Linked DNA regions of Homo sapiens: regions 2 and 3 are each linked to region 1. The links are chromatin contacts, found by Hi-C or POLR2A ChIA-PET in ENCODE. All regions are on one chromosome and are shown on one strand. Each heading gives the region's core, a stretch centred on a gene start or an enhancer-like site at or near the end of the contact. The rest is flanking DNA. Distances are from core to core; before and after follow the strand shown.

What was found. Hi-C counts contacts between places; a loop is a spot of excess contacts on that map. ChIA-PET counts read pairs that join two places held with the same protein, here RNA polymerase II (POLR2A). Pooled maps may share reads with other maps.
Region 2: a map of chondrocyte shows a loop between it and region 1 (2.5-fold over the local background). The contact joins two enhancer-like sites. A Hi-C loop is called at or near these places in 1 of 168 maps with a recorded cell type or tissue (chondrocyte) and 3 of 50 pooled maps. POLR2A ChIA-PET finds 5 or more read pairs at or near these places in 1 of 52 experiments (activated CD4-positive, alpha-beta T cell).
Region 3: a pooled map shows a loop between it and region 1 (2.9-fold over the local background). The contact joins two enhancer-like sites. A Hi-C loop is called at or near these places in 2 of 168 maps with a recorded cell type or tissue (K562 and endothelial cell of umbilical vein) and 5 of 50 pooled maps. POLR2A ChIA-PET finds 5 or more read pairs at or near these places in 3 of 52 experiments (AG04450, CD8-positive, alpha-beta memory T cell and naive thymus-derived CD8-positive, alpha-beta T cell).

What each region holds. Positions count from the first base shown.
Region 1 is chr1:61,836,912-61,841,403 of GRCh38, forward strand. The region is part of intron 17 of PATJ (PATJ crumbs cell polarity complex component); the gene reads left to right. Among named protein-coding and RNA genes, the nearest start is that of MIR12132, 6.9 kb to the right of the region's middle. Within about 2 kb of position 2,945, at least 3 of the 41 ENCODE cell types and tissues checked have a DNase peak (open chromatin) inside an H3K27ac peak, as active enhancers do.
Region 2 is chr1:61,182,085-61,186,291 of GRCh38, forward strand. The region is part of intron 2 of NFIA (nuclear factor I A); the gene reads left to right. Among named protein-coding and RNA genes, the nearest start is that of NFIA-AS1, 69 kb to the right of the region's middle. Within about 2 kb of position 2,212, at least 29 of the 41 ENCODE cell types and tissues checked have a DNase peak (open chromatin) inside an H3K27ac peak, as active enhancers do.
Region 3 is chr1:61,088,632-61,092,769 of GRCh38, forward strand. NFIA (nuclear factor I A) reads left to right here. Exons shown (of 11, transcript NM_001134673.4): 2 at 1-49. Among named protein-coding and RNA genes, the nearest start is that of NFIA, 8.1 kb to the left of the region's middle. Within about 2 kb of position 2,165, at least 3 of the 41 ENCODE cell types and tissues checked have a DNase peak (open chromatin) inside an H3K27ac peak, as active enhancers do.

The DNA.
Region 1 (4,492 bases), core at 1,695-4,194:
TACAGAGAGAAAGTATTGGTAGAGGGAGAGAACTTTTACGTTGTAAAGGGCTTACTTAGCATTATTGTAGAGATTGAAAATTTACTTTGGAATATCTCATTTCAGTTTAACCACTTTTCTCATGAACAGCCTTTTCTCTAGAACAAGAACTTTTTGAAGAGCCTAACAAAATTACATTAATCTATTTCATTGGTGTTTATGTACCTCCAAATTTATAAAATGGAGATAGTAATGTCTAGCACAAAGGATTGTGTGGTTTAAATGAATTAGTGTGTAAGGAAATAGGAAATGTTATGTTATTATGGAAATATATTAACAATTATTCAGTTTAGAAAATAAACACAAAAGTTTTTGATACTGTCCTCAAAGATGGCACCACACTATAATGTTTGTACTCTATCAATTCTTTAACTCTCTAGTTAGATTACAAAAATTAATAAGTAGATGCCTTTGTTTAGTGAAGTCTAAATTTAATCTTAAAATTGTATTCTAAAATGCAGCCAATTCTTGATGAGCCATATGTGAATTACCCAATTGTGGATTATTGGCCAGAAGTTTGCGTTTTATATAAATTGAACTGAACTTTAGGAAAAGAGACCAGGCGCAGTGGCTCACACCTGTAATCCCAGCACTTTGGGAAGCCAAAGTGGGCAGATTGCTTGAGGCCAGAAGTTTGAGACCAGCCTGGCCAACATGGTGACACCCTGTCTGTACTAAAAAATACAAAAATTAGCCAGGCGTGGTGGTGCATGCCTGTAATCCTAGCTACTCAGGAGGCTGAGGCAGTAGAATCCTTTGAGCCTGGGAGGCGGAGGTTACGGTGAGCTGAGATTGCGCCACTGCACTCCAGCCTGGGAGACAGAGTGAGACTCTGTCTTAAAAAAAAAAAAAAAAAAGGGAAAGATGAGTGAGCAGATAAAGGAGCTTGAATTAGTCTATAGAACAATAGGGTAGCTCTCTGGACCGGTCAGTGACTCAGAATATTGATGAAAGTTGTGTAACTGAGCAGAGAAAAGAGGTATGCCTTTATACGTGAAATGATCAGCTGAGTCTGATACACAGTTCTACAACTGAGTCATATGGCCAAAGTACAAAGTGTGAAAATTCATTTCATTAAAGACATTTTAAATTAGATTGGGTCAAAGACAAAAGAGAAAGCAACAGGGAAGACAATAAATGTGATTAGGTTATAAGTTTCTTTATTAGCTCTTAGGGTACAGTGGTAGTAGCTTTGTTGGCTATTATTTGAACAGAGGTAGAATATTTGTTAGTCTCAAATACGCCTAGCCACTTCATGTAGTGGCTAGTTAAAATCCCACTCTGTATGTGTGCCGTATTAGGAGATTCACTGATCTCCATTGTCATGCCTTATAGGATTGTGTCATGGCAAACAATGCGTGTAATTTGTCAAGAGCATGAATATGATGGCTTGACTGAGTACTCTGTTTCTTTTTTTTTTTTGAGATGGAGTCTTGCTCAGTCGCCCAGGCTGGAGTGCAGTGGCGCGATCTCAGCTCACTGCAAGCTCCACCTCCCGGGTTCACGCCATTCTCCTGCCTCAGCCTCCTGAGTAGCTGGGACTACAGGCACCTGCTACCACGCCTGGCTAATTTTTTTTTTTTTTTTTTTTTTGTATTTTTAGTAGAGACGGGGTTTCACCGTGTTAGCCAGGATGGTCTCGATCTCCTGACCTCGTGATCCACCTGCCTTGGCCTCCCAAAGTGCTGGGATTACAGGCGTGAGCCACTGCGCCCGGCCGACTGAGTACTCTGTTTCTAAGCAACAAAACTCTTCAGAAACTTGGTTATAAGTTTTTATACTGTAATTTCTTGCCAGTTTGTAGGTGAGGTTTTTATATTATACCTTAGTTATCTCTGTCTTCTTTCCCTAGTATTTATGTGTAATGTCTTTATTCCTTAGACTATGGTCTCCGTGGAAGATTACTGATACTCCCACTAGTATTAATAACAATGTTAGGTAACATTTACTGAATGTTTACTGAGTGCCAGGTAATGTTCTAATTGCTTTACATGTATTAGGCTATGTATTCCTCACATGAACCATATGAAAGAGATACTCTTATTGTTGTCATTTTAGAAGTGAAGAAACTGAGGCACAGAAAACTTAAGTAATTAGTCCAATTCATACAGGTAGTATATGGTAGAACTGAAGCAGTTGGGCCCCAGGTCTTTTTTTTTCTTTCTTTTTCTTCTGCCGCCGACTCCTCCACCAGGTCTATGCCTTTAACCATCATACTATACTGCTCTTTCCTTTGTGAGTGCTATTTCCATGTGCATTTTATTATAGGGCATCCATACAGTAAACTTATTACAGAAGACCTTTCTGTTTTTTCAGCTTGTGAAAAATTTCATATCTTAAAAACTAAGCTACTAGATAGTATTCTCATTTTTCATGCTTATATGAAAGTTTAGCAGGTATTAAAAATTAATATAGTGTGCTCATATGCATTGTGTAAGAGCTAGTTTTATTGCTTCAGAAGACCATCATTGCAAATTTAAGAATCCTAAACTAGTGCAAGTAATTTGTTGTGGGTTAATGTTCAATAATGAAACAATGATTAGGTAGTCCAAGAGTCTGTAATTTTTAATTTCTACCAAAAAGCTTGAAAAAAAATTAGAACTGTATGGATTTTACCTTCAGTTGACCTTATAAATTAAACATGGCAAGTAGATATTTTCTGGTGTTTTGATTTATGTTGAACTTTGAATAACCCCTCATGATTATAATTCACTGGAAATGTTTGACATTAGCTAATTTTTGAACATTAGCCATGATATTGCCATCCTTGGTACTTTTTGAATTTCAGTGATTTAGAAGATAAAATTTATTAACCAATAATTCTCCTCCCTCCTACATCCTATTCCTCATTCCTCTCCCCTCTTGAGTGACTCAATTTTTGCCAAAGCTGATATTTTTGAAACACTATTTTTATCTCTCTCAAAGTCTGAGAGAGATAAAAATAGAAATCATAATAACATAGCCATTGGGAGGTGATTCATATGTAAATACTGTTAGTAATGCTTTAAAAATTTGCTCGAAACCAAAGTCAAATGGCGACTCATTAAAAAGAATAGTGGAAATATTTCTCCCTATAAAAATTGACAGTTATTAATTTTTCTTAAAAGAGGAAATGGGTTATAAAACCAAAATATAAAATATTGCAGTGTTACTGAGTCTTGAATATAGTATGCCTTAGTATTTGTGCAAAAAATCTAGTGTGTAGTTTTGACTGCCTATTAACTCTGTTAGAATTCTCTTTTTAAAAGATTTATAAAAGTTGTAGGACGGGATTGTATACATTTCATGTATGTCTTTAAGTTGTCTTTTTCCTTACCCTATGCACAACAGAATGACTTTCTGAGCACATTGAAAATGTTTTAAAAATAGGTAATACATACATATGGCAGAAAAATTCAAAGGTGTATAAAGATATCCTGTGACAAGTAAATCTACCTCTGACCATAATCCCTTACTTCTTCCAGGTAAAAAACCTTGGTTTTTCTTGTCCATCCTTCCAGAAACATTTTATATATACATGGTTATATAAGTAATAGTACTTATTTAATTTTAAAAAAACTTTGACATATAAATGGATTATATCATACACACTTTAAAGGCTCTGTATTTTTTTTCTTAAAATTATATGCTCTTTCATTTTGGTACTTATAGAGCTACCTCTTTTTAATGACTACATAGTATTTTTATTGTTGATGTACAATAATTTATTTCATCAGCCTCCTGTACCCAGTTGGTGGGCATTTTAAGTAAGGCTTTAGTGGATATTTTTGTGATACTCTTTTGTTAAAAGGTGGGAATAAATCTTGTAATAGGTAGGTGATAAATTCCTAGAAGTGGAATTACTCATCAGAAGAGCATACTGTATCTTTTAAATTTTGGTACATATTTACCAAATAGCTTGCATTTAAGTTTGTGAGACTCAAATATATTTAGACCACTTAAAATGGATCCTTTCTTATGTAGAGTTATTTCTTTATTCCGATAATTCTCATGGAAGATAGTGTAAGCAGGTGTGTAATTCATGAATTTGCTAATGGTTTTCTATGATGTGGACAGATTAAGTGATAGCAATATATAACTATCAATTTTGTTTCAACTTTATATATGGCGGTAATTAATTTATTGGCCTTTGTAGCTAAGTGGGCATAAAGTGTTTATATTCAGACTATGATATTAGTGCCCCAAACTCTATTTCTATTTCTTCCACTTAATTTTATTTATTTATTTCTTCTTCCACAAATTTTAATCTTGTTTTACTTTTGTTTATTAGAGAATTTAGCTTAAAGTGGTGGGGTTGGGGGGAGGGCATTAGGACTTTAATTTTTACCAAGAGATTTGAGAATTTGAGTAAATGCTAATATCAGTATATAGTTTTCAATAGCCTGTGCAAGCCTACTGTCTTCATGTTCATCTTAGCTAATCAGTTTACAGAATGTAGGATTTAGCATTTGAT
Region 2 (4,207 bases), core at 962-3,461, 660 kb before region 1:
ACTTTAAATTCTTTCTGTATTTGTATTTTGGTTGCCTGCAGTCTATTTTTAACATACATGTTGTTTTGACGGTTCATACTGTGACTACATGAGCTAACCATCTTGACCTTTCTGTCCACCAGGGCAGCAGGAGGAAGCATCTTAGAGTTAATTCTGTCTTGTTCACAGCTGGGAACAGAACATTCCTCTGTGATCCCCTTGCACATGATTCACTGGGATCTCTTGGAAGCTGGACTTGATACTATAAGTCCTAGGCTTCTAAGGTCGAACACAGATCAAACTTAGTGGCATGTTTGGTTAAGAGTTAGATTAGACAAAACCAATGAAGTTGTTAAAAGTTTCAGAAACAATTGAAAATGAAATTGATGCATGATTTTAGCTTTGCAACAAATTCAACTTTAGAAATATCCTTAAGCCTAAGATTAATCAAGATTCAGGACCTTGAAGAATTTTCAAAGTTAGAACTGTAATTTGTGTAGGGACGTAAAATCTTTATTTTCAACAAACAGCAAATGTTTCCGTTAAACAAATGTGTATTTTATTTGAAACAGATGAAATCATAACAGTTTGGCTTGCTTTACCTAAGTTATTGTTCCATAATATCAAAAAAATTACTTAAAATAAGTTCTTCTCTTCATATTCCCCGAAGTTTTTGTCCAGTTTTCTGTATAGCTTTTTGGTTCAGCCAAAAAGAGACATTTCATTTGCAGCATTAGGGAAAAGTTTAATTATTGTTTATGAAGATAGAAATGTTATATGAATGACAGTGATTTAAAAATATTATTACTTATGATTGTAGTCAACCTTTTCCCCGAATATTGAAAACCATGAAAAGGCTTTGCCCTGACAGCTACATGCTTAGCATTAACTATACTTGCAAGTTTTCCAAAAAGATTTTTTTCAAGACCTGTTTTCATTTACTTCCTTTATCCTAATTAGAGATCGTAATCTTTTGATGGGCAGCTTCTCTTATTTCTACCTGTTTCAGTACTATAGTACTGGTAAAATGGCACAGTGTATATTTTGGTTCTTGGAGGGAGACTTGGGAGGATCCATTACTTTAAAATATTTTGTTGCAGCCACCTATCAGAGGTTTCTTTTAATTTCTTTTACTGCAGGAATTTCAGAGATGCTTAAATTATAGAATTATGGACTACAGAATTATAGAATACCTAGGGATGGGAATTGGGAGGTTTGTAGGAGGCGTGCACGTCAGAAGGTGGGAGCCATGCAGAAAGGTCACAGGTCTTATCTAGGTAGTTTCAAGGAGCAAATGCTTGTTTTGCAGTAGTGGTGGCAGGGTGGTTTGGCTCATTCAAGCCCCTTGCTCTGGAGGAACACCGATAAACCATCAGGATGTCTTTTCGTCTTGCGTTAACTGTGGCAAGGCTGTGCATTAAAGAACATAACCATCACTAAAAGGGTGGGAACACCCCAGCGACCAGTGGCCAGTGGCCAGGTGCTTTATGGTAACACCACAGACATGCCTGGCCAATCAGATGTGATCTTTTGCTGGCACTTGCTCCTTTGGCCCCCACTGCAGTAAACACTTTCCCTTGGATGTTGGTTTTCTGTTGTGTCTGGCAGCCACACAGGGCTGCTTGAACTTTAGCCAGAGGCAAATATTTATACATCAGAGTGTGCAGTGTTCAACTGGTCAGGCCTGAGAGGGAGAGGGAGAGACCTCCGTGCCTTTTAGCCAAAGAGGATATGTCCTTTTTTTCCCCTTCCCTTTCCACCGTGACATGGTAAAGTGGGACCATACTGGATGTCATTTGAGCTTGCTGCATGTGCTTCTCTCCAAAACGTACACGTGCGCAAACTTGGGATGTGCTTTCAAAAGAGAGGACGTCCTGACATTTCTGCCTGCTCCTTTAATTCCTCTTGGAAAGTTTACGGTTAATATTTTCCCTGGAACATTGTCAAGCTTTTGACAGTGCCTGAGTGTATGCCGAACTGTGAAATTGAGCCGGAGAAGCAAGTTGTGAGAAATCTGTTTCTACTCAGATCCGTAAGGTTTATGGGGGGGGGAAAAAAAACCAAAAAAAAAAAAAAAAACCCAAAAAAACAAAACAAAACAAAAAACAAAAAACTTCAGAGGGGAAACTGAGAATGGGACTCGGCTTGCTTCTCCTGGTGTGGGTTCAGGCCGCCATTTTAAGGAGCCAGTGAAGGGCGACGTTCCGCTCCTTACATGGCGGCTGTATTTACTCGGCCGCAGCCAATCAGCCGGCAGTGCCAAGCCACGTGACATGCCACGAGGGCACGCACAGCCATTTCCTTGTTTCTAAAAAACTTGCTACCTCCACAGAGTACTTTACCTTGTTTTGCATGCCAAATGTTCTTGCTGAATGTGTCTAGCAGACTGGCATTTGTCCATAAAGTTATTTTAGTAGGTAAAAAGTCTCTGAGCACTTGAGCTTTGTGCATTCTTTATGTAAAATGGATTTCCCTTCTTGGCCAGAGGCCAAGGGTACAGCACACTCGCTGGGTGAGAAGAGAGCTTCTCTGCTGAGAAACTGGTGGACCGACACACTCTAATTTTTTGGCTTCTGACCAAACAAGCTAGAAGGATGCCAAAATTCAACAAAATAACACATTATTGTGTGATAGGAGCCGTGCTCCAAGAGAGCAGGAACTCAGAGGAACTTCATACTGGCCCCTTTTAAAAAAGCATTGTCACTTTGGGGAGCTTTCTTAGAGAAACGAGAGGAAAATGGTAAAATGCAACCTGGAGAGTAAGGTATAATTTGCACATGAACACGAAGGAAGGAACTGAAAGAAAACAGAGGAGTTTAAAGTTACTTCTATGAACTTTTCCCAGACATAACACACAGTTCTCTGACTTGACTTACATTCTTTTAACCCTGAAAGTTCCATCTCTGTGTCTGAGCAGAATGCTGGACTGCTTAACGTTAATATGAGAACTAATGTGAGATTTAAACACTTTTAAAAGGTTTTAATGTCTAAGGATAGCTGCAAATTCCAAATATGAAAATTTGGCAGGCTTTTGGGGGGTAACAGAAAACTTTTTAAACTTACATGCTTTATCTTTGCACCCTGACATGTGTTAAGTGAGTCAAATCTTCCTGTTAATTACTCTTGTGACATTAGCAAGTTATGTAAGCCCACTATACCTGTTTCCACATATGTATAATGAAGACGTTAAAGAAGATAGGTAGTAGTCTTCTGAGCCCTAAAGAAATTGAATTTGAATAAACAACTGGAATAAGTATAAAATGCATTTCTAGTTTTTATGTGGAAATTTGTCAATCAAAAGGAAAAAAAGGGGAATATCTCCAGTTGAAGCCACCATCATCCTTACCCAGACTACTTGGGTAATCCTGAGTATTCCCTCTTTTTCCATTCTTGTTCCTTCACACCATAGCCAGAGTGGTATTTCAAAGAAGTTAGTTAGTTTATATCACTCTTCTGCGTAAGAACCTCCAATGTTTTCTTATGCATCTAGAATAAAATCCAAACTTGTTGCATTGGCCTGCAAAGACACTGCATGATCTGTCTGGCTTCTGTATCTACCTTTCTAACCCCACTTTTTTTTTTTTTTTTTTTTTAACCGTGACTCCTTAGATGCTCCAGCCATACTGGTTTCCTTTCAGTTTTCAGAACCTGCCATCCCATTTGCTACTTGTCTGCTTAGAATGCATTTTTCCCAGCTCCTTTTGTGGCTGGCTTATTCTTACCTTTCAGTTCTTTCAGTTCGAATAATAGCCCTGTAAAAGAGTGTTCTGTCTAAAATTGTCCTTCCTGTTTATATTTTCCATAATACTAATAACAGTCTGAAATGCTCTTGTTAATTTATTTGATTACTCATTTTATTTATTTATCTTTTGCACTATGATGTCAGTCCCACAAGGATGCAAACTACGTTTACTACCTTCTTTTCTACCTTTTGCACTTTTCCTAATCACATTGGGAATAAAATGTTGGGCAAGTTAGAATACTCCAAAATATTTCATTTACCTTAAATTTTACTCAATCCTACATTTTATTACCTATACTCATAAGAATTGTATTATAAAATACATTGTTAAACGAATGTTTTCAGTGCTCCATTGAGAGTCGGTGGAGCACACTGGTTGGGAGAAGACAGAGCTGTGAGCCATCCGTCTGCCTGTGCTTGAGTCTTGGCTCTGCCATTGACTAGTTGTATGAACTGCCGCAGGTGGTTCAGCCACTCAGAACCTCT
Region 3 (4,138 bases), core at 915-3,414, 750 kb before region 1:
TCTGTTAAGGAACTCGATTTATATTTGGCATACTTTGTGCATGCAGCAGGTAAGTGCGATGGTGAGAATTCCTCCCACTTTCTTGTGTGTGTTTCTTTCCTGATGGCCTCCGCGTTATGCCGGATTCTTCCTGAGCTCCCCAAGTTGCAGGCCACGTACATGAAGCCAGTGTGGTTTCAAAGATTGAGAGAGGTGCCACCTTCATTCAGGTGAAAAAGCATAGCTTTGAGCGAATTCTCACTAAGTTCAGCTCTTTTGGTAAGTAGTGTTTTCAGAGGCGTTGGTAATCAGATATGTGATATGTTTAAATCACATTTTTTGATGAGGGGATGAGAGAAGCCTCGTGAAAACCCTTTTAATAAAGAGTATATTTTAACTGACAAATGATCTAGTTTAAAAGCATTTATTTTGGTATTGAGGCAATATTTTTAGTTGGTTTTCTGCTGGGAGTGTTTTTAACCTACTGAGGCCTCTTGAACCCCTTGCCAATTAAGAAGTTGGAGGTAGATTACTATCAAATTGCTGATCATTTAGGAAGGAAAAATAATCACATTAATACGCAGACTTAGTAGCTTTGTATTTAGGAATTCTTAGTGTTGTCTCAGATAGCTAAGGGAAACAAACCAGCTCTTTCAGTAATTGATGGAGAGGTTAATATTAAAAATAACCAACCTGTATATTGCATGAACACATTGAAAAATTGCTATTGATAATTGATGTAGTGAGTTGCTTTGATTGTAAAATCTTAAATTTTTTTTCTGTTTTTTCAAGGCATGTCTTACCTGTGCATGTTTCAGTGTTTAGAATAGCATGCAGGATAAAACTATTGAGGACTGGATAAAATAATGCATTTTTACTTTGTTCCTTTCGTCTTGTTTTAGACAAAAGGCTCATTGTGCTATGTGAACGCTCAGGTCTTGTGTAACTTGTTGACTTTATATATGTACATATCGGTCTTGCTAGATTACCTTCATGGCAGTTACTTGAGCCAGATGGAAGAAAGAGGGTTGTGGAATCCTACCAGTAGGTTGTTTTGGGGTTCAAATATTTAACGTTTTTTTTTCTTTTTTTTTTTTTTTTTTTACAAAGGAGAGATGTTACCTGTAAAAACACTGCACTTTTCTTCAAAACATTTTTAATTCTAAAAATGTTAGTGAGTTTTTAAAGAAGCCAGCTGATAGCCTGTTCTCTATTATTTTTCTCAATATATGTTTTAGAAAGAGAACTTTTGTTATCCATCTGCCCTTACATAAGAAACTGGAGAAATTAGCTTTGCAAGCATGTCACATCATCATTTGCATTCTGTTGGCAGGGGATAGATGAGTATTTTAGAGGATGTGAGCTGTAAGTGTTTCAAATATTTGGGTTTTCAAAAATGTATACTTAATTATAAGAATTGCCTTTTGCTTTAGCCAATTCTGGGTAGCAAGAATGAAAAGTCAGCACCTCTCAAGTGACCTCTAAGCAGGAATAAGTAGCCCTTTTTTAACCCACTCTTAACCCTGTTGTTGTTCATTTGTTTTGTTTACTGAAAAAGTAAAGTTAAAATTTTTAAAAAATGTGTCTGCATATGTTAAGCACAGCAAAACGCAAAAAAAGTATAGGTGTTACAGGTGCTTTCAAGAAGCACTCTTTAAAATCTTGTTTTTACCTTTTAGATATTTAGAAAAATATAACCTATAAATTATCCCGAATAGATGACCAACATCGAAACTTGAAAGTGCCAACAGGTGATGCAGATCATGATGTGTGCTTCCATATAAGATAACATCAAAATGAAATACCTGTGAAGTTTTTGTCGGTGTAAGCAGTGTCCATTCTAAGTTTTCGTCTTAAACATTTCTCTGTTATTTAAAGAAATGCAATCTTTTCGCTGTTCTCATTACGTGCCTTCTTTTTCGTCGTTGGTTTGTTACTGTGCTATTGCTCCCAATCCTTGAACTAACACAGTTGTTGGTTGTTGCAATGCCTGAAGGGGTTATGTTGGTAAAATGACATTTAGAAGGTTACTTAGGAGAGTTAGCATCCTTATTGCTTATGAAAGATTTATTGACAGCAGCATAGATCAGACTACTCTTCGGTTTGGTTTTCCTGATGTATCCCAGAATCCCTTGTTATGCCTGAATGCCAGCCAAATGTTTGGCCATTGGTTTTCACGGGACCGCAGTAATGGCTGCTTCTCTGTGCGCGCAACAGGAAGACTGTAAAAGAAAATATTAAGGGTCTTTTGTCTGAAAATATTTCAAATTTGATTTAAGAGATTCAGAGACCTGTTATTTGTGGAAGGGAAGCTGCCAATACAAATATGAGGTAGATCGGTCAACTTACATACAACTGATTTGACAAGCATCTGTTATAATACTGAAGATTTGTAAACACTAAACAATGTTTTTACCTCCTTAAAAGTTTTGAGAACTTGCCAGTATTGGCAGGAGGCAGAGACTCTGAAACGTGCTTCAAGATACATGCCAAAACCATTGTGGCCTTTTCACCTATAATGCGTTTTTTCTCGCTCTTTCTTTTAAATTGTTATATTTTTTTCCTTTCCAGAATGCCTTTTTTTCCCCCTAGATGGTCATAGAAATTAGATCTTCTTTTCCTTCTGAAATTTGTGTGTAATAATTCTTGCTTTATGTGTCCACCTTTCTTTGGTAGGAAGTTGAAATCTCAGAACATACGTGAGAATACTAGAAGCAAATGCAGAATCAATCTTTTTTTTTTTAAAGCGGAGGTGATTTATTCTAAGACTTATTGACATGCTAAAATATAATACATAAACTACATTCCAGTTTTTTCCCTCTAAATCCAGTGGCATTAGAACTGTGAATTTTGTGGCTGATAAGCAGTAACAAGTGTAATGAAATTGGAGTGATTTCATAAGCCTGAGAATTTCATCTTGTTAAAAGAACAAAACCATTTTATGCCCTTAATTTGGTCTCAATTTGAGTTGTCCTTCCCATGTATCATATGACAACTTGGGGATACTATGGTATTGTGGCAAATGGTTTTCTTTGTGGGTGTGTAACAGTAAAGCTAATTTATGACCAGTCTTTACCAGATGATCTGTATCAGAATCTACAATATACCCGGCACGTGGCAAGGTCACAATTTAAGTTGTTAAGGTCATAACCTTAGCCACCAGGCATTTGACCTTTTAGATAAAGTTAACCTTTGTTCATTAGTAGGCACTCAACCGAGAAGTTTCTGGAGAGTTGTTGTTTTTTTTTTTTTAACCACTTCTGTATAAACTTCTGGTAATGTAATCAGATTCTAGAAAGATTCTCAGTCAAATTAGTTAGATTTTGTGAAAGGTTATACTTTTTAAGGACTCATTTCTTGGATAGAGGCAGGTTGCTATTTTTAGGCCATAGAATGACAGTTTCACAATTTATATTTGATATTATTACCTGCCATGGGGTAGAATAAAAGCTTGGAGGCAGCTGTGTGGGGACATTTAAAATCTAAAATTAAACAAATTAATTTATGTTTAATTCAACTAAGGCCTTTGCTAATTTTCAAGTGACATTAGGCCTAAAAGCTAAATCACAGTGAGCCATCTTCACTTTTTGCAGATGAGGAATTTTCTAACATTAGAAGTATTTTTAGCAGTCTTAAAATTCAGTTTGAAAGATTAATAAGTGACCACAATTTGTCAGGTAATTGCTTTAATTGTTAATTAGCCAGTGACAAAGCAAGTTGCTGTTGTCCTAATGGCAGCAGTATGAGTACTTGTTAGTTTTAAGGTAGAAAGAGAACACTTTTGCACGGTAATCTTTTAGTGCAGTAGTTACTGATTGCTTCCATGCTGCTACCATTATTACCTTTACTTAATTTTGCTTGCATCAGGAATAGCAAAGATCCTTTCAATCACTGAAGGAGCTGTTTCAGTGTCTCGGAAGCCTGATACCTGTCCTATAAACCTACTCAACAGTATTACTGATTACCACATTACCTGTACCATATTGTTCACTTAATTATGCTGACATGAATGCTCATTTCAAATTATTTAGATTCTTGCTAGTTTTGTTCTGCTGTACCTCATATTATTCCATTTCAGCCAAAAGAGAGCTACTCCCATTCAGGTGCATTTTAGTTTTATTTTGGCTTCGTGATTGCCATTCCTTCATATAGTAATAGA